3 separate regions of the Homo sapiens genome follow, and regions 1 and 2 are each linked to region 3. A link is a loop called in an ENCODE intact Hi-C map of the cell type or tissue named here. Cell type or tissue: CD4-positive, alpha-beta T cell. All regions are shown on one strand.

Region 1 (8,000 bases), 340 kb before region 3:
AGGAATGGAGCACTCCAAAGGGAAACCAAGAAACATGCAGCCTGTAAATCTCCTACTTGGATTATATTAGTGCTATTTCAGGGACAGAGCTCTCCTTTGCAAACCCATTACAGAAGCCATCTCTCTCCTTCCTACTTTGCTTCTTTGTCTGATGGATCTCTTACCTTGGCCTGCTTAATTAAAAAATGATATGATTTTTCATGCTCTTCCTATGAAACTAAATCTGGTGATGCCTGTGCTGGGTCTCAAGGCTGAGAGATGATGAGGCCAAATTTTGTCACCTGTGCAAGCCTGTTTTAGGTGGTGGGTCCAGGATGTCTGATGTATGGACACAGGGTACAGGTGTGGGCATGTGTAAATATTCAAGGGAGGGAGATACCTAGTTTTCCTGGAGCAGAGCATTCATGAAAGGGAATCAGTGGGAATAAATTTGGAGAATAGAAAGGGCCCAGATTTCAGAGAGCTTTGAGTGACATGCTAGGATCTGGACATGATTTCCTCTTGAGATGATTTCTCAAAATATGAATGCCCAGATGAAGCATTGAGTTGCACAGAGGAGAGACGCATAAAAAAAGGCAGAAAAATGAGTGAAAAATGTAAAGTGAGAATATAGTTTTAAAAGAATAAAGAACACAGAACTCCTGTTGTGTTAACAGGAGTTTCTTGAGGCCTTCAAGTCATAAACATTTTGCTAATGATGGATACAATTCTTATGAAATCGGCAGTAAGTCCATCATGGTAAGCCTCAGAGCTCTCCTTCGCCCCTCCTGTCCAGAGTAGAGGGACCCAGAATTGCCGCTTCAGATAGCAGTGATTTTAGCTTGCACAGTTTACATGGGTATTTCCCTTGTCCTACCTTCCCTTGTCCCTCAAACATGAACACCAACAACCTTTAAAATACAGCCTGTCTTGTCTGTAATACTCACTTGCTAAAACCTTCAGCCTGGTGCCTGTTCCAAAGATGTATTTGTAGGTTCCTGAGGTAGTCACAGTGTTATGTGTCTCTACATAAACCAACATAATGTTACCATTTATGGAAGCAGCTTTACTCTCCATGAATAAAAGGGGCATTACATGCACTTTCCCCATTGAAAGGCCTTGACCTCGTATTTTTCTACAAGTAATTTATTTCGGATTATATCTTAATTCATACAGAAAGTCTTCACTGCTTCTATTGGGTCCGAGTTTGCAAAAGTTCTTCAATCTCATGCTATCTTTATGCATGTTTATTAATTAAAGAGTCTGATTTAGTGAACATATGAGGACTTAAGCATCTAAATGACTGTTGAACCCTCTGAAATATTCCATCTAGGATTCCCCCCGAGAGCCAGTTTATGAGCCACATAAACAAACCCATGACATTATTTTATAGTTACATCTATTTTTGGATCCAAAACAGTATCAGTAACTAGTCGATTCTCTCCTCTATTTAATAGCCTTGGTTCTGAAAGGATTTTGATTATCAAGAGTAAAATCCACCTTTAAAAGATAAAGCCATCATGGATGCTACAAAAAGAAAGTGTTTTGGCCTTTGAGGGTGGTTTCAGGGAGGGGGAAAGCAATGGACAGTGTTGGATGCTTCAAGCTGAGTGTTTTGACTAGGCCACTCATTGAAATGTATAAACTCGATTTGTTAACAAATCAGCCCCATTACCTTATTGTCACAGCTGGTTCGTGTGCAGAAGATTGTTGATGAAATACTACTGAAATGTGAGATGGCAGACATTTTTGCAAACAGGGTGCCTGCAGGAAAGCACCCCTGTTTCTGTAATTCTAACAGAAAAAAACCCAATAACAACAAAAAACACACTGAATTCTGCAAGTGTGGAGACAGCTTGTATAATTTTCAATATTGCTTTTTATAATCTATCACGATTACCCTCTCCCTCACAGCTTCACAACTTGGATAAATATTCTGTTTTATTACAGATAATCTAGTGGACATGGGGAGGCCCTCTGCAGTCCTGGGATTCTCTGCCTCTCCCATAGGGTTGGCTTGGCCAGCCTAGTTAAGGGGGTGAAGTCCATGTGGGGGCCTGCTTTGTCCCTACGGTGAGGAAGGGGGCTACCTAAACAGAAGCATTGATGTGATAAATCAAGGGCTCTGTTCTCTCTCTAGAGAAAGTTACATTGTTCTGCTATTCTCGTAGAGGAAGAAAGCCATGCCAAGCTTGGAACTCCTGCTGCCCTCCCTTCACTGGAGTCCTCAGTCCACTCGCCTTATTTTTCTGTTTTTCTTTCTTTTTGTTTTTGAGACGGAGTCTCGCTCTATCACCCAGGCTGGAATGCAGTGCCACGATCTAGGCTCACTGCAATCTCTGCCTCCCGGGTTCAAGAGATTCTCTTGCCTTAGCTTCCCAAGTAGCTGGAATTACAGGTGCCCGCCACCACGCCCGGCTAATTTTTGTATTTTTAGTAGAGATGGGGTTTCATTATGTTGATCAGGCTGGTCTTGAACTCTTGACCTCAAGCTATCCACCTGCCTCAGCCTCCCAAAGTGATAGAATTACAGGCATGAGCCACTGTGCCCAGCCCACTCATCTTATTTTTTAATTCTACCAGACAACACAAGCATCAACTCAACAGGGTCCTTGCCACTTATCTGTTGAGGACACACTTCCTTGGCTATGCCATTGCTTTGGTAGCTTCCCTTTTCATGGCCTTGTTTCTGTCTCTATCACAAAGCTTTGCTTCTTATCTCTGCCTTTCCCAAAGCCACAACGTGCTTTGTGGACCTTTGAAAAACAGTGATTGCAGCATTAGTACAATTTATCAAACTGCCCCGAGACCTGATAACCAAATCCAGCCTCCAGGGAAACATGTATTCATATCTTGCTCACACATCAGACATAGTTAACAACTGCATGCTAAGCATAGCAATTAAATTCAGCTGTGTTTCAACAGGTCCCATTGGATTTCTTTCCAGAGAGGACAATTAGTAAACCACAAAAACTCACGGGGTGTGACCAACAGCGAGGTGCCTTTGCCGAAGTTGAGTGCATACCCGGAATTTGAGTTCCACAGTGCGTTCTCCCTAAACAAAAAACCCCTTGCAGTAGCCACCATGTCCCTTCTCCTATGATTCCTATTAAAGCTAATGTCTGAAAACCAATCACACAGCAGTCACACAGACTGTGGGTCATCCATGGGCCCTTGATGGTGTAAATAAAGCTTCCCTCTTCCATGAGACCATTGCTGACAAGGTCACCACTCCCCACAGTGATGTGGGTGATCAATATTGAGATCTGCCATCTGAGGGAGGGGGCCCTGTGACATGTTATGAAGTCTGGAGTTTTCCTATGTCCAGCAGAACGACGTGCTGGTCTGGACTGGGAACAGCCAGGGGCATGGACAGAAACAATTCTGTGGGGTTCAAGGGTGAAGGTGGGGGGAAGATATCACAGAGAAAGGAGTTGGTAAGTCTCTTCTCACTCACTCTGCATTGCACTTTAGTTGCACTTACTGCTTTTGTTTTCACTTCACCAATGTTCTAACAAGTTAAGGGTATAGGATGTTAAGCAAGTTTCCTTAGTGTGTCTCCAAAACAGTCATTGGAAGGTCATTCTAGCCCACTTCATCCCATTACACATAACACATATCACTCTGGAAAAGTTATCTGAGTATTCAGGACTCTCTGTTCTCTATTTGAGAGCCCTTTCATTCTGTTGCCCAGAGTGACAAAGTACTGATGATAAATCAGGACTTTGAATCCCCAACACTTACTTGGTTTAACAGAGAGTTTAGTGCCTTTTCCAAAGATGAGATTTCCTTGGCTTCCTCCATAATTCACACAGTCCTATGGGGCTTTACAATAATCAACAGGTGGGAAGGATGGAGGGGAAGGCTGAGCAAGTGAGATCACCTTCCCCTCTAGTGGAAGTCTCCCCACCTTGCAGCCTCTGTTTCCAGTTCCTTTGCAAGGTCAGGACAGTTCTCTAAAATTAACAGCTGGCTGTGCAGATAGATCTGAACTTGATCGTAAATCCCCTGTTTTGTTCCTAGGACACTGGGTTCTGACAGAATGCTTGTGCCAGAGGCACAATAGCAAGGTTGGGCAGAAACATCCCACCCAGCACAGGAGGTCAACATTGAGGTCCCAGGGGCTACTTTAGGGACCAGGAGCACCATGCCACTTTCTCAGCCATATTTCTTTTTCTTTCTTTTTTTGAGATGTAGTCTCGCTCTGTCGCCAGGCTGGAGTGCAGTGGCACGATCTCGGCCCACGGCAACCTCCGCCTTCCGGGTTCAAGCGATTCTCCTGCCTCAGCCTCCTGAGTAGCTGGGACTACCGGCGCATGCCACCATGCCCAGCTAATTTTTTGTATTTTTAGTAGAGATGGGGTTTCACCATGTTGGCCAGGATGGTCTGCATCTCTTGACCTCATGATCTTCCCGCCTCGGCCTCCCAAAGTGCTGGGATTACAGGAGTGAGCTACCGCACCCGGCTTATATTTAGCATTTTTATATATCCAGAGCCAAGCCAATGAAGAAACCAGTGAAATTTTCTACTTCTTCTTGACCTAATCCTTAAGATTGCCAGAATTCATCAACTAACAGACTTCCAACCAGCTCAGGGTCTCAGGCACAAAGAAACCAGGTACTTAGATCCTCTTGGGAGTGGCAGTGTCTTAACCCCACAGAAACTGCCCAGAACAGCACCATTGCTCACTCAGGTCAGCTTTTAAGATTGACCCATTCCCCCAACTTACTTGGTTTTACTGTCAGTCTGGTCCCTGCTCCAAAGCGCATGTCATTGTTATTGTCACAGTAATACATGCTCTAACAAAAACCTCCTGGGGAAAACTTGCAGCCACCTCCCAGCATGGCAGGGACAAGGGGGAGCAGCACTGACAAGTACCACGCCACACACAGTTCCATTCTCCTTTTCCTACAGAAATGGGGTCATTTTGTCATGCTTCTAGACTGTAAATATGGGCACTTATCAGTGCACTGAGCACAGTTAATTGAGACCCCAAATTGGCACACTGGGACATAATCAGCTTTCAAACAGGTCCCCAAATGGTGCATAAACCAACACTGCAAACAAATTATGCCCAGGTACACTATTTGTCTTCAGGGACAACTTTTTATGAAGAACTACCTGAGAACTTCTACAATTTGCATCTTACTCATGGGTCAAAATACTCAAACTACTCATCTATGTAATTTCATATAAATTATCATGTATTTGTTTCATAATTGCACATAATGAAACATGGCAGTGCTTTGGGGGAGAGGAGTTGGCATTTGTTTATGTTCTTAGAGGGTCAAGATTTTGCTTTACTTCACCAATGTTCTAACAAGTTAAGGATATAGGATGTTAAGCAAGTTTCCTTAGTGTGTCTCCAAAATAGTCATTGGAAGGTCATTCTAGCCCACTTCATCCCATTACGCATAACACATATCACTCTGGAAAAGTTATCCGAGTATTCAGGACTCTCTGTTCTCTATTTGAGAGCCCTTTCATTTTGTTGCCCAGAGTGATATCATCAGAGACAAAGTCCTGATGATAAATTAATTCCCAAACCACTGTTCTAAAGGAAATACATAGGGTAATAAAGACTGAAGAAGCTTGGAGCAGAGAGGTTCTGTTTTCACAGGTGGAAAGGAAAGCCTCCGTAACAGGTATAAAAATAGCACAAGAACTGACTGAATGCAGGTATGTGTCCTCAGTGAGATCACCTCCCACTGGAAGGAAGGAAGGACTACATCCAGCCAGGATATCCCCTCTGCAGTATCCCCTGTTTTAAAGGAACACACAGTTAAGTTACCTCACGGTTTCTGTTACCTACCGAGCGTGACCTGAAGTCTTGTTCCAGTCCCAAAGGTGAGTTTACTGGCAGTGCCGGTATTTACACTGTGAGATGCTTCATAACAGAAACCTGTTGCTTGACTTTCCATCTGGTGTTCACTCCCTCACTCAGAACTCTCCCCATGATCTCTCCCAGATGGGCAGCCTGGGTGAGCCCTCACAGATGCATTTCCCTTTCCCAAACTCCACAGTATTAATTCCTATGAGGGCAGCTGGGCTCTGGCCAGATACTCACTTGACTAACATTACCTGCTGGTTGCCCTCTTTGACCTCAGTTGGTCATGGGGTGCTGACTAGATGGTTAAGGCTGAGGAGTTGTCAAGTTCAACTCTGAAGACATTGAGAATTGAATTCTTTGTCCTTTCTGTTTCTGGGTTTTATCTTAATGAATCCCTCTTGTCATACTTGATGAGTGATGGGGCCGAGAAATCAAATGATTAATAACTGCTCTAATTTAAGGTCCCTAAGTCAGGCAGAGAAGAGGGTATAAAGACAGAAAAGGAGAAATGGCCAAATCTCTATCTACACAGCCATTTCCACATTTCCTATGAAAGCAATTTTCGTTGCAAAGGTGCTGCTGGCAAAGTGGCCTCCATTTGTTTGTGACCCATCCTAAGCTCATATCTTTTGTCTGCTGGCATCCAGATTTTCCAATGAGGGACTCCTACTCAAACACAGTTGCCAAAGGGCAGATCTCAGGAGTCCTCCAAAGCACAAACTGCATCACCTCCTTGTCTACATGGCTCAAAACCTCCCATGTAAGTAGGATAGTGCCAAAAATGGTAGTGGCACCAGAAGCACATGAGCCAAGGTTTAGAAATGTCCCCATGAGGACTGCATTTTGAACCCCACCTCCCAGGCAAAAGCACTTACAGGGCTGGATGATTAGATGAGTCCCTTTGCCAAAGGTGAGTCCGTCAGCACCTCCTCCTGAATACACACTCTGGGCCAACCCTTTACATAAACTCCTCTGCCAGAAAAACTCATGCCCTGAACCTCCCGTAACCTCCACAGCTGCTCTGAAACCCACAGACACCAGGTACAGCTAATAGCCCTGGTCATTGCTACTGGTCACTTCTCCCTCTCCTCTGTTGCTGGCATAAAAGCTTGAAACACACATAACCAGAGTAAGGGCCCTGGAGATGATGACTGCAGTTTCTTGACACACTGCCAACCAACTGCATCACTGTTGGCTTCTTTATGAATGTGGACCTGGCCACAGGACCCTCATGTAGGACAGATGGGAAGAACGGAGGGCCCTTAGCCACAAATATTAAAAGGAGTATGAAAAGACACTATGGTTTGTTGATCTGGAATCCAAAGGAGGACAACTCAAATGTCAGGCTAGAACAAATAATAGGAAAAGGCATAAATATCTTACTTTCTGCTCAGACTTACTGGGCCTAACTGCTAAACGAGTCCCGGTCCCAAAAGTCAGCTTGTCTCCGCTGCTTTTCTTCTCACGGCTGTCAGCAGCTTTACAGAAACAGGGCAGACACCTGTCACCAGTGTCTCCTCACCAACCTGTCTACCCAGGCTATTTCATGACACTGATCCCACAAATGCCCTACAAGGCCCAGCAGTGTGCAGCTTTTCTTACACATCTCTAAGTCACGGGCTCGGGATAAATCTCCAAGCTCGAAACTACAGATTGAGGTTCCATTTTGGAAGTCTAGACACCCAAACAGCAAGCACTGTGGTCTACAGAGATGGTGACAATTTTTTTTTCAAATTTAACTCAATTTTCAAACTGTGGGTCTCACCAGTGAATGGATGTGATTAACGCTCTCGAAGGCAACCCATGGAAATTCTTAATGAATCACACTAATGAAATGCTTGCGTTGCGCTTGGAATTTCACTTTTCCTTTCTTTAGAATCAAATACTTCCCAGCCAGAAAAAGTTTATTTAATATGCAATGAAACCCAGGTTGGGACTTGAGTGTGTTTTATACTCACAGGACTTGACTCTCAGAATGGTTCCTGCGCCAAAGACCAGTTTGTTTCCATATTCCACACAGCGTCAAACTCCTCTACAAAAACAGTGGTTGAGCATGGGTGGTGTGTGGGGCGGGGCTAAGCTACTCGGTTCTGGAAACAGAGGACTGTTCCACTTTGCATTTAGGACCTGTTGATATTTGCCCAAGAAGCTGAAGACATTGTGATAATTGCAGAAACTTGTAAAAGTAAA
Region 2 (8,000 bases), 320 kb before region 3:
ATCCCTTGCCTGGTGGTTTCAGTGACAGGGAATGGACACAGTGGATGTTTATTTCTGTCTATCCTTTCTCTCCCCGCCTCTCTCTCTGTAGTTTTGCATCTATAGAAGCAAAAGGAGATGACAGACAGGAAACAGAGAGGGATTTGAAATAAGACCTCAGATTCCCATTCAGGTTTCATTTTTTCCCTCTCCACTTTCATTTAAAACCCATTCTGAACCAAATACCACATACCTATTCAAACTCCGCTCTCAATTTTCCTCTTTATTGTGGATGATGCTGGTGGAAACGGCCTCGGCTATACCAAGAATAATTTAAGATTGAGGTAAGGAAGGACTTCTGACAGGGAATGCTACTAAACATTAGAACAGGTTACTCAGGGGAGTCATTTGGAAAGGATGACCTCCCCCTCAAAAAAGTTAGGGCATCACCTCCAGAGAAGACACTGAAAGCAGGAAAGATTCTGACTTTCCAGGGTCAAGGTCAGCTGTACACGCAGCAGGGAGACAGACCTAACAACTCAGGGTCCAAAAGAAAATCTGTGAATATTGAGGTTAAAGAAGAGAAAGGACCTCAGAGGACACCACTTAACTTTAAGCAATATCTGGTTCTTTAAAACCTGACACTGGGGTGACATTCCAGAATTTCCAGTATACTGCTGTGTCTTGTTACACTTACTTGGATGGACAGTCAAGATGGTCCCTTGTCCAAATGTCAGCTTTCCATAGCTAGTACCACCAGCATTAGCACTGCACTGGAGGCCTTTACAAGAACCCTAGGGGGACTTCTGAAGCTCGCAGACTTCCTCCTCTTTTAATTCTGGGGAGAATAAACTCACCCAAAGGGGCCTGGGTCTGTGAGGCTCAGTTTCATCCCACCAAAGGCTGGAAGACCATTTCCACCTCTGGTCCTGGGACACTGACCTGCTGCGTCCCCCGAGGTCCGGCTTCCTGCCTCCCATCTCTCTCCATTTCCTCTGGTTTTTGTCTTGAGGCTTACTGATTTCTCATGTTCAGCATCTCTCTTTCTAAAGGTCTCATTTCCATTTTACAGCATCATTTTCAGGACAATTTCTCTGATCAGTTTTCAAGACACGTCCTCCCCTCCCCTCGAGGTGTCACACATTTCTGATGACAATGAATTGATTACAAGGAGACAAGAGGAGAGTGTTCAGCTTTTTGGAGAATGACTAGAATTAGATGAGATTTAGACTGTAGCCTCATGAAACAGGATCTCCTGAGCTTCCCTTCATGCCCTAGCATAAGAAATAAAAATGATGGGCACATGTAACTGAGCTTTCACACAACGTAGTTTTTTTGTCAGTCTTGAATTTGGTGAAATGTAAGTAGTAGCTCACAGAAAAAAGTTTTTATCTGTGCCTTCTTACGGTGATTAACTATCCTGGGGATCATTCTGGGCTTAGCAAAGAATGACCTTTGTCCTGGAAAACCCCTGAAACCCAGGAAAACCAGGACATCTGGTTACTCCACAGTCTCACCTGAGGTGTTCTGACCTCACAGAGCAGCCCGGTGACCACAGTGGTAGGGTTAAGTGAGGTCTCTATTAGGGGCAGGCTTTTGCACATTTACTTGGGGTTCCTGTAAATTTCATCCCTTGACCAAATAATGCTTCTGTTGCCAACAGACACAACCACAGGAATCCTGGGAGTCACCCTGGCTGTGTCTGGATGTCACAAAAAATGTGAAGAGCAAAATCCAGGCAGTTTCATGATGTGGTGATGATCAAACCCTGTCCCCCAGGGGTGTGAAAAACAGACACCTCTTTAATAGAATTTAGTTTTCTTAACTCAGACTTTTTTTGGGCTGAATTTATGCTAGCCTGTTTAGTCATGTCTTCAAGCAACCACTTGTTACAAAGGGTTAAAGTTTTAGCTTGCTTACTATCATGAAAAGGGTGAGAGAAAAAGGCTATTATTTAGCTAAGAAGACGTATCCATTTTTTTTAAGGACAGCAGTCAGGGATTCAAACGACCCTTCCCATCTCTTCACTATTTCACAGTATTCACTGTCTAAAGGGCTTCCCACCCTCTCTTCAGCCTCCGCAGGACATAAGCAAAACCAGATGCCTGCCCTCAGCTGAGGTCCTCAAACAGACAGGCACCCAAAGTGTTGCTGTGGCAATAATCTCTGTGTTCCACTTACTGCAGGAAAACAGAATTTAATCATGGGTTCCTTGGACTCCAGCCTTGCCATATAGTTCCTGCAGCTAGAATCCACTGCATGGAAAATCTGGCATACGATTACTGTCCAGAGCTCTGGAAGAATGCTAGCCTTGCACAGATATTTTCTTTGCCTGGTTAGGCTGTCAAACACCCTGACCTCGTCAATGTTTTAAAAGGTAGGAGTTGTTACAGTTCTCAGTCCCCTAAGAGGCTGACCAAGTGCTGAGAGGGGCTCCCAGCTTCTCTGCATTCTGGAAAACCCACCGCAGAGCCCCGCCCTAGTGTGCTTCCGGTAAGAAACCAAAGAAAAAAGCCTACTGTCTGGTCCCTAGCATTGGCTGCCCACCCTCTGAAAAGCGACTGAGTCCTTGAGTCTCCTGGGATGTTCATATGAATCCCCTTGAAGCTTTAATTTGATAAGACCTCAGTGGAGACTGCTGAACCCCTGGGATTTAACATCATATATTATTCATTGTTGCTGTTGCCACAGACGTGCTGATTTTGCCCCTGCTGAGCAAGGCACTTCTGCACATGGGAACTTGATGGCTAACCACACTGCATGTTCTTCAGGCAGGGCCTATCCCAGAACGTTCCAAGCTGTCTGCTAGCAAGTCTGCATTAACTCCCTCAATGCTGCATGCACGGTGTCCCTGAGTCCTTCACCACCCGCCCCGCCACCAGAGCCAGTCTTTTTAAGAATTTTGCCTGGGCTGTGTTTTTCAAAGTGCCTCTCTCTAGTGTGCATCTCTTCTTAATCACAGAAAGCAGATCTGAGTAAGTAAAACTGGGGCATTTGGCCTTTACTCAACATCAGGGCACTTAGGAGACCGGGGCCCTTTGATAAGTTTTTCCCATTTTCATTTTATCTGAATTTTACAAGTCAGTCTTCTCCAGCCTTAGTTTATAAGCACCACTTTCAGAAGTCCACCAGCAGCGCAGATTTTCAAGAAGTGCCATTAGCAACCACTGTGCCTTACTTTTATATCTAACATTTAAAAACTTTTCTAAGTACTCACACATTACCATTAGGGAAGGGTGGGTGTATATTTGAAGGAGAGAATGTACTGCTCTATTCTCACGACTCAGAGGACAGATGAATTTTCCCCTTCTCAGGTGAACTAAGTAAAGTGGAGGCTGAATCCACTATTTTGGTAACCAAAGAAAAAGTGGGGTTAAATGCTCTGCCTGAGTTAACCAGACAGTTAACTGACTGGACCTCAGTTACCAGACTGGGGATTGAGAACAGTTCTTTTCAGAGAGGTAAAGTGAAGGTAAAAGAAGAAAAGGAGCCTGCTTATAGAATTTTCAGCATTAGTTAATGAAGTTGCAGGGTTCCATTATTTCAGGCGATAAATTTAAGAGGAGTGTTAGTATCTAAGTCAGGACAATTTATATTTGGTCTACTGCATTTGCGTAGTCACGATATGCCAATTTCCTCTTTATCTTTTCGGCAAACATTTCCTGACCCTTAGCTGGATCCCTCAGGATTCTGTATTCAGTTTTTCTCCTTGCACCAATAATCTTGTTTAAGATGAATGATAGGAATGTTTTGGGCTGAAAGTAATTTAGTCTTTGTACAGTGGAGTTCTAATCCCTCTGATGGGCACCATATCCCCCCAGCACAAACATTAGATTTGGAACCTAAGCTGGAATGTTTTGGAGGGGCAAGTAATTAAATCAGAAGTGTTTGAATTCCCCCTTCCCCCACTCCCTTCAAACTTACTTGGATTCACGGTTAAGAGAGTTCCTTTTCCAAATGTCAGTTTATAGTTGCTACCTCCACTATTCTCACAGCCACAGAAGGCTTTACAGAAACAGGAACAGAAGCTGCTCTTTGCAGAAGGGTCCTGGGGGTCAATATAGTCACGATTGCTCAACTCTTCATTAAGCTACAGGTTTATAGGTTATTTGATAATAAGTCCAGAATGCAGCTGCTGTAGGTGAGTGCTGGAGTTCCAGAGGACAATATATCATATATATATAGATATATATATATGTATATATCTTTAAAGTTTTTGAAATTTAATTTTAATTTTTTTTTATCATTTTCTTTGTGACTAAGCTGCCATCATGGTTCCAGTAATCCATTTCTTTCTTTTTTTTTCTTTCCTAATTATCTTCCCTTGGCTGGTACTCAGATAGTTTCTACTTTTTGCACTTGTTGGGGTAACTATTTCTCTGCTTTTTTTTTCGTTGAAATTGCATATCAATTCACCGGATTCTGATTTACTAGAAACTGATTGTAGAAGGGGAGGGAAGCGAGACAGTTTTTACAGGGAGGTGTTTAAAAGTGGAAATTTGAGGGCTTTCCTGTCTTTCCTGGTCTGCTTCTCTACAAAGGACAATGCAAAATGAGTATACGTCCCTCAAGGAGAGCTTGCAGGACACGGTCTAGAAAGGAAAAGACTGTACTCAGCTGCATGTAGCTTCACCCTGTCATACTTACTTGGGTTGATAGTCAGCCTGGTTCCTTGGCCAAATACCAGCTTCTGGGCTCCCTGAATTACACCACAGCACGAGGCTTTACAGAAACTGCCAGCGAGGGCCCACCTCTCCCCACTGAGGAAGACATATGATCTGCCCTCCTAGCAGTCCAGGGCTGTGGCAGAGAATGGCCCGAATTTCACTGGCCAGAGAAGTTTAGGACAGGATCTCCTTGGGCTGCTCATTTTCTCTTTCACAAAGCCTCCTTTAGCAGTTGTAGACATGGTCCAGATTTTCCAGTTGCCTTGCCAATCAAATATTTAACATCTTTGTTTTCACCCCACAGAATTTTAATTTTTTTTTAAAACATTTCTTTCATCTTTTACAGAGCTCTCCCTAAAAACAGCTGGATTAAAAGAATCTTTAAAGTCAGAGTCTACTAGGTCTCCCGAGTAAAGTTAATCTGGCTTCCTCCTTAAAATTTCCGGTTTGAATGCGAGGGCCTGCTCATCTGGGACCTAATTTGTCGTGCTAAGACAGGAAAGGTGAAAAGGCAATGCAGAAAATCCAGGGGAAATCCTGCACTGTGAGATCTTCTTGTCCCTCCACACTTACTTGGATTTATTTTTGTACTCATCCCCTTTCCCCAACAGGAGCATTACCAGCACTTGTCACTAACAGGGATCCATCCTCCAAATCAACTCTAGAGACTCCCACCCACAGGAATTTTAGTGTGGAAACAGACATGGTTTCTTCCTCTGCTCAGGGAAATTTAATTGAAAAACCATTTCTAATTTTGCCAAATGGAAAGGATTAGGAGAAAATCTGTTTGCCTCTGTTCTCCTTCCTCCTCCCCCTTCGTCTTCAACAGTTTTAAACTATTTATAGAAACATCCCTTTAGGGTTAGAGAAATGTGGCAAATTTCTAATCTCTTCATCCTTTTTCTTGCTATCTATTTACCGCAGTCATGTATTTACAATCTAAATTTACATTTCATTTCCATTTGCAGGAGCTTCTAATGCACTTCTCTATTACTTCAAGAACACTGTGTATAATAATAAACTCTACAGAAATAAACCAAATCACAAGAAGCTTTCAGGTCTGGAGGCTGACATTTCTCAAGACAGGTATGGGGCAAACAACTTATTTCTCTTCCAGGCAAGACTAAGATAGGGGCAGCCCAGTCAACTGAGCAACTAGGCTTGCAGGGTGGACATGTTATGTCTAAATAACTATCTATTGAGCCTTGCTCCTTGGGATTAATTTGGATTTTCTTTTTAATCTAGTTCCCAAATACCAGCTTCCCATCTTTTAGCTCTTAGAATCTCTCTGACAGGGAAAGCTTAAGTTAAATCTCATGGGGTTTTTGAATCTCAACAAATATTTCACCTCAGTACACATCACAAATAGAGGCAACAAAAGAAGGATGAATATAACACCTTTGGGAGAGAATTTATAACAGTTCTTTGGGAAAGATGGGAATTATAAGAAAAAGTAGAATTGTGTGTGCTTTTCCTGATTATCATTTTTAGTATCTGCAGGACTGTAAATGTCCAGTCCAGTTTGGAAATGGAGCAGCTGACTCACCTGCTCTTTAGACCTTTGTTAACCAGTGAACACACAGGTTAGCGTGGAAATGCTTTTCTCTCTTATGCTGTTTTAGGCATAAGAAACTTTAGGAAGGTCGCATGGGGTTCACATAATACATACTAGGACATTCTGATTCTAGCCATTCTAATGGGGATAATAATTTGGTCATAAAAGTAGTTTTATTTTAAGATACTCATTGAATAGTTGGTATCTTTTGGGAATTATGAGCAAAAGTTAAATCCCAAACAATTGTTTGAAATGAGCTTGCATTATCATAGAAAGCAGAGATTCCCTCATGGAACAAAATTTCAGCTACATTCAAGTTAACTGAAATTAGGTTTGTTTTGAGAATGGTGGAGCAATACTCAAAATATTCCCCCAAGTATTGCATTTGGATTAGGGAATCCTTCTCTAAGCTTAGTTGCCACCTTTTCAATGAGGGACTCAGAAGTGAGTGGGTATCAAAAGGGGCTTCTCTGGTGCAGAAAGCTCAGACAAGGCAGAGATGAAAATGTTCCATGAGGACCCAATTAGAAATGCAGCAGTTAACAGCACCCTGGGGCTTGTTTTCAGAAGTTCGTGGTCTTTCTGACTAATTTGAATATTTGCTTTCAATCTTAACTTTTCCCTAAATATCAGCTTGTAGTCAGTGTCAGTACCAGAAAATCTTACACGGCTTTACCCAATTTAGCTTGGCTCCAAGATTTTGAGTTATGGGGATTAGACAATTCTTTTCCTAATTGCACCAACATGGAAGCTTTGGGAAGACAAGTCAGCTGACACGGAGTGCTGGCTCAGTTGTTTAATCAGCAGGCTACATCTCACTGTTTCCTTTTGGATTGGGTTGCATTGCATACTCCCAGCCATTGGTATGTATTTTAGTCTAATCTGTCCTTCTTTTGTCCTTTCTAAATGCTTTCTGCCCCTACACACTAAAACTTCAATTCAGATTCCATTTGTCAGACACATATCTCCAACATTAACAAAAACACACTGAACATTCCCAAGTACTTAAAGGTGTTAAAGAAACAGTCCCAAAGGGGCTGCAGTCAGGGGCTGCCCACATTGTCATTTTCTCCAGAAAGACCCATGGTGAAAGATGCTAATAACTGGGCAGGAGATTCGGTTATCTTTCACTGAATTTCTAAGGATGGTGGCTTATGTTTGGAAACAAATAACATTCATTAAAACATACCTGGTCTAACACTCAGAGTTATTCCTTTTCCAAATGTCAGCTTACTATTGGCTCCAGTATAACACAATGACACGAGGATCTACAAAAACTCAGTTGCCCAGACTCCCCTTGATATTTACTTAAGTGCTTACTTGTCATCCAAGAATCCCCCTGATAAAACCAGCTGTTTATAGTGTGGGACTGGTGGAAGAGTTTACGGACCACCTGGGGCCTTCCTTTCTCTTCACACTCATTGTCCCCTTATTGGAAATGTACCAACATCCCCTCACAGCACGCCGGCTGTGGTAAAATGGGAACAGGAACTGCCTCCCCCATTCTACAGAGGAGGAAAATAGAGGCTCAGAGAGTTAATCAATTTTCTCTTAGTCCCATGGAAAATCTCACCAATTATAACGAAGAATGAAGCCTTCGAACAGTCTGACTCCTTAACTCAGTGCTCCATTGGTACTGTCATTCTCAGCTATTAGATAAAATAGCACATGAGGGCAAACAACAGAGACCTGCGTGTAGTAGGAATACACCAGCAGTTGTTTTGCACTGGAATCCATTAATGGGACTGCTGTGGTTTGGACCTGGGTTATAAAACAGAATGGAAAATTTGGAAATCAGG
Region 3 (8,000 bases):
GCAGAGAGAGGTGCTTGGCACTTTTGTTTAAGAAAACAGTGAATCTTCCATCTTCATTTTTATCCTTAATGGAACTTATAGATATCAGGAATGTAGGACCTTCAGCAGGGTATTTTTTGTACCATAGGAAATAATCAAACATGCTGTTAGTATAGTCACAGTTCAGAATAGAAATTCTTCCTTCCTGGACGCTCAGGGATGGTGAATTTTGCTTAACTTGCTGGTCATCATTCTTCTGTTGACTGTTTACCCCTGTTTGGAAAGAGAATAACAGATTTTCAGTTTTATTTTTAATGTCCCCACAGGAAACCATCAAGATCCGGAAAACAAAACAAAACTTCTCCAATTATCTCCCAGCCTTGTAGTGTTCCTTGTAGCTTTTCTTACTATATTCAAACCTCCCATGCACAACTCACAGTCTGGCTGAAGCCACAGAATCAGCACTGATGCCCCCAGGAGCATGGCCATCCCTCCTGTGAAGATGCAGATTGTCTTATCTCCTGCCTAGAAAGCTGCAAATCTGACTTCAACCTCCTGTGCTTTATTCATGTCCTTCCACAGACCCTTCATTTTACATATGAACAACCTGTGTGGAGCTCTAAGCTTATTTATCTTTATGAAAGGAAGCACTGCCCCCTTTAGTTCAAATGTAGAAAGTTTCTGTAAATGTGTTTCTGTATTTCCTAAAGATGATTTTATAATGCCTTCTCCATAAAAAGTTAAAAAACAAGAGATTGAAAGAGAAGGAAAAGTTTTTAGAGAACACACACACACACAGCAATAGTAGAAAATGATAGCTGAAAATTAGAGAATTACATAAGGTCAAATGACTGACACCTTGTCAACTGGCATACTAAGGCAGACATCTTGTTTAAAAACATTAATAAGGATTGATACTTATTGGGGACGCATATGGGTATGATGTTTTATTTAATACAATGATATGAATTTAGAACACAAAGAAGTTTCGTAGCTTACTCTTTAGTGCAATTGAATTCTAATATGGTCTTCAAATATGCCCATATTTTCTATATGATAAATAGCACAACATAATTAAATTAAATTTAAATTCTGGGTACCTCTCTCAAAAACACAAATCAGCACAACAAAATTTATCTTCTGTATTAGATCACCTTCTGAACTGAAATTATCTCTATTGGAACTTGAATGAGATCATTTAGTGTGTTCTGTATTTTCAAAAGAGAAAAACGGTGACATAATCCTGTAAAGTCTATAGACAATATATTCATGAAATTTACCAGAAGATGCCAAAAAGGCAACATAGCTGCTTATCTTCACTCTTGGTCCACAGGTAATGTATTTCCCCATGGTTTACTATGATGGAGGAAGGAAGAAGAATCAATTGTACTTTTAATGCTGAATTAGTAGGGCAACTAGTGATTTCAGCTGAGATTAAATTCCAAAATGTTTTTTGAAATTATTTTTAGCAAGGACTGATAACACATAATAAAATAATATTTGATGCATATTTTATTATGGTAATAAACATTTTGAATTTTCACTTGAAGAATAATGAAACAAATACTCAGAAAAGTTAAAATGCCTCTATTAAAAGTGTTTTAAGTCCATTAATACATTAAGTCTGGCTGGGCATCATGGCTCACACCTGTAATCCCAGCAGTTTGGGAGGCCAAGGCGGCTGGATCACCTTAGGTCAGGAGTTTGAGACCAGCCTGGCCAACGTGGCGAAACGCTGTCTCTACTAAAAATATGAAATTAGCCGGGCGTGATGGCACCTGCCTGTAATCCCAGCTGCTTGGGAAGCTGAGGCAGGAGAATCGCTTGAACCCAGGAGATGGAGGTTGCAGTAAGCCGAGATCACGCCATTGGACTCCAGCCTGGGCAACAAGAGCGAAACTCCATCTCAAAAAAAATATATATGTCTATGTAATATATATACATATAGTATATATATATATAATATATATAGTATATACATATAGTATATATATATAATATATATAGTATATACATATAGTATATATATAATATATATAGTATATACATATAGTATATATATAATATATATAGTATATACATATAGTATATATATAATATATATAGTATATACATATAGCATATATAATATATAGTATATACATATAGTATATATATACATATGTATAGTATGTACTATACACATATAGTATATATATACATATGTATGTATATATATAGTCTATTAAAAATAATTGATTCAGGAGAAACTGATAAATTGTCTGTGTTGCATATTATATACTTTAAACCTATATAATTCAGACTTTCTAGTGAAGAAATTTTCATTGATTTATTTGTGTATTTATATATCAATCAATATTAATTTAGTTTTTATGCAATATTTAGCAATGTGCCTGGCTTAGAGTCTCAAATATGGTTATGGGACAATCTTCATTCATAAATACCTGGTAATTTGAAGAGAAAGAAAAATGTGTAACTATATACTTACAACATAGCACGAGACATGAGTGTTTTTATGAGGAAAGCATAACGGTGATCCATTAGTTCTGCTGAGGAGGTTAGCAGTGTGGAGTCAGGGAAGACCCTACAAAGGTAGAGCCCTTCAGCTGGGGCCTTAAGAGATAAAGGAAGATTAACAAGTTGGCTTTGTAGGAAAAGGGCATTCCGGACAAAGGTATCTGCAATTTTAAAAGTACACAGACAAATTATAGCCAAGAGTGCTCAGCAAATGAACTCCGTTCATTATAGTTGAATTTCAGTATCTGTCTGTAGGAAATTTATGACTTGATGTTAGGAAGGGTGGTCACACGCAAAACATGAGGATCCATGCATGAATCATGTATAAGAAGGCTGATTTTGCAAGTCCATGGGGCCTAGTGGTCTGTAATAGTCTCTCTCTCGCTCGTGCTCTCATACACATGCACACAGACTCACCATTTAGACAACAAAAGTACAAAATACACAATGCACAGATGCATCACAAGCCCCATGTTGAATCATTGGATATGAGTGACTCTATGCCTTGCTACAGAAAACTGTTTTATTTGGGAGGGGTGTTAGTGCGAGATTTTTCAGCAAGCTTTGAGGCTGATTGTGGGTTATTGGTGGCTCACAATTTTATATTTGTGGTGAATTCACCTTGTTGCTTGTGTGTGTGTGTGTGTGTGTGTGAGAGAGAGAGAGAGAGAGAGTGAGAGAGAGAGAAAGAGAGAGAAAGAGAGAGTATTACAGCCCACTAGGTCCCCTAGACCTGAGGAGATTCTGCTCCTCCTGGGGTATGCATGCTGGAACCAAGAGAAGTTCTCACACTGAAGACTGTGTCATTAAAGTGATTCTAAATCATATCATAGAACAATTAGAATGAAATAGAACTTTTATCTACCGAGAGTGGTGAACATTAAAAGAACTGATGATGGCTCCGCCACACAAGAGCAAGAGGTTCTATTCTGGAGATGTAAAAAATTCACAGTGTTTTGAGCTTGTGGGAGAGCAGAAGATGAGCCTATCAATTTACAAATTTTATAACGTGCTCAAAGCATGTTATAAAAGTCACGTTGACACTTCTATTCCTAGGGAAGTAACCACTCTAAAGAGCCTGAACCTTGGCCTTATTCAGTTTTTATGACAAGTCCCTTGCAGAATCAGTGGAGATGGGTGACACAGCTGTCTCTGCACAGGAAATTAGTTGGGGGAGGGGGTGGGGACACTTGTCATAGCATATCCATATTCATATTTGCATACACCAAACTGAGTCACCAGATATGTTTAGAGAAGTCTGTCTTCCCTAATAAAGACTACTCAGTTATACTACCAGGAATTTCTGAAACATGGGAGTAGAGCTATTCCTTTGATATCTTTACTTTAACAACACAGAATTAGATTGACATATGTTAAATTATTCATAAAGTTATAAGTAATTTCTTTCTGATGAGAATTTTTTAATTAAAAATAATTCCTACATCTTCACATAGTGATAAATCTGATTCTTTGTATATATATATAGATAGATTTTTTTTATTATTATACTTTAAGTTCAGTAAATTTGATTCTTTACACCCAGTGTTTCATGGAAATGCAGGAGCCCACAGGCTGTATCCCTTTCTTCCCTCTCTTCTTTCCCTTGCAACTCACCTTGCTACATGTGTTCTTTTAAGGTCTACTCTTTTTCTGGTAAGACTAGATTTCTGATTGTTCTTTCTCCCAATAGGTATCTGGATACACATTTTTAAAAGACGGACAACTTTCCATTGAACTAATTTATATTTGTCTAGTGCATCAATCAGGGTATCGTCAAGTGCAGGAAAGTCACCATGAGTTGTATGGGATAGGGGCTTAATTATGGGAATTTGGCTTTACGTGATTGTGAAAGGAGACAGGAAAGTGAAGGTCTAAGGGCTGTGGGAGGGCCAGAGAAGGAAACTCTAACCAGTTAATCTGAGAAACCAAGCATTTGCAGCTGCTGAAGTGTGATTTGAAGGGGAAGTTCAAGGAGAAGTCTAAGGAAGCTCTTGCCTTTGTGTGGTTACCATCTCCATTCATCTATCGCCAGGCATCTGAAGGTGACTGGTCAGCAGGAAGGCATGCTAGGCATGGAGTGGAACAGAGTTAGAACATGCTGGCACCTGCTGGGCATATCCGTGTCTATTTGTCAGATATGACAAATGACTGCTTCAGAGAGCAGTGGCTACTGTTTCACTTTTGCCTTCCATAGCTCACACACATTACTCTTTGGCCAATTTTATCCTGCTACTATACAAAAAAGGAAACTCTGGGAAACTTGGTTCCCTGCTTAATCCAGTACAAACCACCATTTTGTACCTCCTTATAAACTTTGCGTTAGGTCATACCTCATTTGATGGTATTTAATTTCCATATAAGACAATAGTAAAATAATTATTCTACCTAATAGGATGCAATTTCTTCCATAAAATTGTAAGGATGCTAACCTTTTCCCCAAAAGAAAATGCAAGGTCCCTTGTGTCACTTTATACATCTTTAAATGAAGTTTATTCTTTTTCTAGTTGAGTCATACTTCTCCTTTGATAACCTGTGAATTTTATAGTGAGCCATAAAGCTAACAAATAAAAACACATACTATTGCAGACAGTAGAAGAATAAAAGAAATAAAAAGAATGGGTTGTTAACCCTCCCCGCCCCACACACACACATCAAAGTAAGGAAGATGTACCCATAACTACTTCAGATCTTGTTTCTGTCACTGGTCAAGAGGTTGTAGCTAGTATGCACAATTTCATTCTTCTGCCATCATTCATTATTGTTTTTTGCCCTCAGCAATCATATTTCTTTGTCTGGTGGGATGATAACCTCAAGATCTATGTCTTAGCAGTCCTGCCTATATTGAGTTGCTGTAGTTTTCCATTAAATTTTATCATCATTCATGGTGGGATTAAGAGTTTCCACAGACATACTCTTCTTTACCCCCACTGTATTGTAGCAAACCATTTCTCCATGAAAGGCAGCATCAATCATCTCAGCCAGTAGAATAACACCTCTTCTTTGCTTTTGGTTGACTGGAATGAGGAGTCCATGCCATTCTCTTGCCTATACTATAATGTCAAATTAGTTTTGGCCAGCCCAGCTGCTCAGGTGTCTACCTATGTGGATCAAATGCAGTGATCTTCAGGCCTCCATAAGCTGTCCCCAAATTTGCAACTGGGCCACATATGTTTCCCGGCTCCTGAAGAGGGCTGGGCATTTGCTAGACTCACTCATCCATGATTTCAGAAAAACTTGAGGGAAATGAAATTGACCCTTTGAAAAACAAAAGCAAAGCTGATTTTAAGGATTTTTCTCTTTTTCCTTGATTTTCAGCAGTTTTACTCTGATGTGTAGAAGTATGCATTTCTCTTGTTCTGTGTGTGTTTATGTGTGTGTGTGTGCATGTGCTTTACATTTACCCTGTTTAGAGTTTGCTGAGTACCTTGAATCAGTGGAGACTTTTATCAAATTGGAAATTTCAGCTTTATTTAATAGTCAAAATGGATCACATTTATGTATCATATTTATCATATCTTATACAACTTATTTAGAAATACTTTCCACACTTAAAAGGGATTAGGGTCTCTGAAGAACTAACATTTTCTTATCATCAATCAGTTGCATGATTATTTTTATTTGTTCTTAGTGCAGTTATCTTTATCTGCTCTGTTAGGATGTAGATATGCTTAGTAATTTTGTTCCCCATATCCTTCACCTTACCATATTATGATTTACAGACGATTCATTTCAAGGTTCTTATTTAGTCTCCCATAAAATAAGAGTTACTTATGAACATTATTTAATAACTTGCAAATTATACATTATGTCTTAAAATTGCTATAATCTGCCTTGCTTCCTGCCTATATATGTATGCTGTTCCTCAAATTGGAGAACCTTCCCCCACTTGCTTTTGTTCTTCAGTCTGATTAACTCCTATTAAATTGCCAGATTTTGAACTGAGGCACCACATACTCCAGAAAGCTTCCTTTAACAGACATCTGTTTGTTTTTATAATACCCTTTACTGTGCCAGTTAAGTCCTTCTCTATTTTATAGGAACTGATAATAAAAATGTGTTCCCCACTAGAAATATATTCAACAAGGAAAGAACTCTTTATTTATTCAAAGTTCCCTACAGAACCTAATAGGTATTTGATAATTATTTGTTGAATAATTAATGTATCAAACTTGTGAGTAGTGGTGGGTGGGAAATATCATCTTCACATTATAAATGAGGATTCTGAGATGAGGGACAAATAAAATGACTCACTTGCTGAAGATGACATAGCATACTCATGACTGGAAATAAGCTTTTTTCTAATAACCTTCACAAAACATAACAAAGAGGAAAATGATATAGATACTATTGAATATGAGCAAAATGAACAATTAAAAATACTTTAAGAAGTTGGAGACCGGGTGTGGTGGCTCACGCCTGTAATGCCAGCACTTTGGGAGGCCGAGGTGGGCAGATCACCTGAGGTTGGGAGTTCGAGACAAGCCTGACCAACATGGAGAAACCCTGTCTCTACTAAAAATACAAGAAATTAGCTGGGCATGATGGCGCATACCTGTAATCTCAGCTACTCGGGAGACTGAGGCAGGACAATCGCTTGAACCTGGGAGGTGGAGGTTGTGGTGAGCCGAGATTGAGCCATTGCACTCCAGCCTGGGTGACAAGAGTGAAACTCCGACTCAAAAAAAAAAAAGAAGTTGGAAAAAAAAATAATGAAGGATTAGAGAGCTTAGCATGTCTTTTTTGACACATTTTGGTTTGACTTTCTCAAGATTTTCCTTTATACATAGATAATGTAAGATAAGAATAAGTAGCATTCGGGGTGCAAATACCCTTTTTGACAGAAAGCCTTATCATTGAGTTTGAGGGATCCTTTATCTAGAATTTCTGACTCATTGATTCCCTGATTTAGGGATTAGGATGTTAGGAATTGTTCTGTTTAGCACAGAGATAGTTACTAGAGTAAGTATTCATCAGAATCTTTTTTGGAAATGAAATCACTTTGATTTATCAAGTGTATGCTTCTCAAAACCATGTTACAGCAAAACACATGGACATCTCTAACTTATTGTTGAGTCTTAGAATTGCAGGTACTTGTCTGATTTCAGGCTTCAGGTGCCTGGGAAGCACTGTGTCTCCACAGCATAGAGGTAAGTGGCTGAGTCTCTGGTCAAGTATGCAGAAAGCTCTGACCATCCTTCATGGTAGTAGAGGCCATCTATTTTCCCTCTTCCTTTTCATCTTCACTTAAGTCTGTTAGAAAAAATATCATGGAAAATTTCCTAGGATTCTGTCTGTACTAAAGTAAGCCATAAAAAAGATGTGGAAAAGGAAGTACAGGTGAGACTGGTGCTTTCTTGCTCTTGGATATGGAGGATTGAGGACTCTGCTCATTCTTATCCAGAGAGATATGATAATATATGAAAGAGTTGATCAATCAATAGATTTTGCCTAGTAATACCATTCCCACAGATATCTGCAGGGGAACCATTTATGCACCTGCACCA

What was found. Peaks named below come from ENCODE experiments on the same cell type or tissue, not always from the same donor. Only the 100,000 strongest peaks of a DNase experiment are listed, where the experiment ranks them.
Region 1: it touches region 3 in a loop (7-fold over the local background); 4 of 110 quality-filtered maps call a loop at or near these places.
Region 2: it touches region 3 in a loop (9-fold over the local background); 3 of 110 quality-filtered maps call a loop at or near these places.

What each region holds. Positions count from the first base shown.
Region 1 is chr14:22,492,676-22,500,675 of GRCh38, reverse strand. It overlaps TRA, TRAJ47, TRAJ46, TRAJ45, TRAJ44 and TRAJ43, and 3 more genes. Among named protein-coding and RNA genes, the nearest start is that of TRD-AS1, 14 kb to the right of the region's middle. RefSeq lists enhancers at 6,616-6,675, 6,706-6,755. In CD4-positive, alpha-beta T cell, no CTCF peak of the experiment used is centred here; DNase peaks (open chromatin) are centred at 3,885 and 7,875; H3K4me3 peaks cover 8,000 bases; H3K27ac peaks cover 6,867 bases.
Region 2 is chr14:22,478,973-22,486,972 of GRCh38, reverse strand. TRD-AS1 (TRD antisense RNA 1) reads left to right here and starts at 4,014. Exons shown (of 5, transcript NR_148361.1): 1 at 4,014-4,120; 2 at 5,615-5,732. It also overlaps TRA, TRAJ56, the pseudogene TRAJ55, TRAJ54, TRAJ53 and TRAJ52. RefSeq lists a silencer at 2,091-2,140. In CD4-positive, alpha-beta T cell, no CTCF peak of the experiment used is centred here; no DNase peak of the experiment used is centred here; H3K4me3 peaks cover 8,000 bases; H3K27ac peaks cover 1,041 bases.
Region 3 is chr14:22,155,817-22,163,816 of GRCh38, reverse strand. It overlaps TRA and TRAV29DV5. Among named protein-coding and RNA genes, the nearest start is that of TRD-AS1, 320 kb to the left of the region's middle. In CD4-positive, alpha-beta T cell, no CTCF peak of the experiment used is centred here; a DNase peak (open chromatin) is centred at 3,666; H3K4me3 peaks cover 649 bases.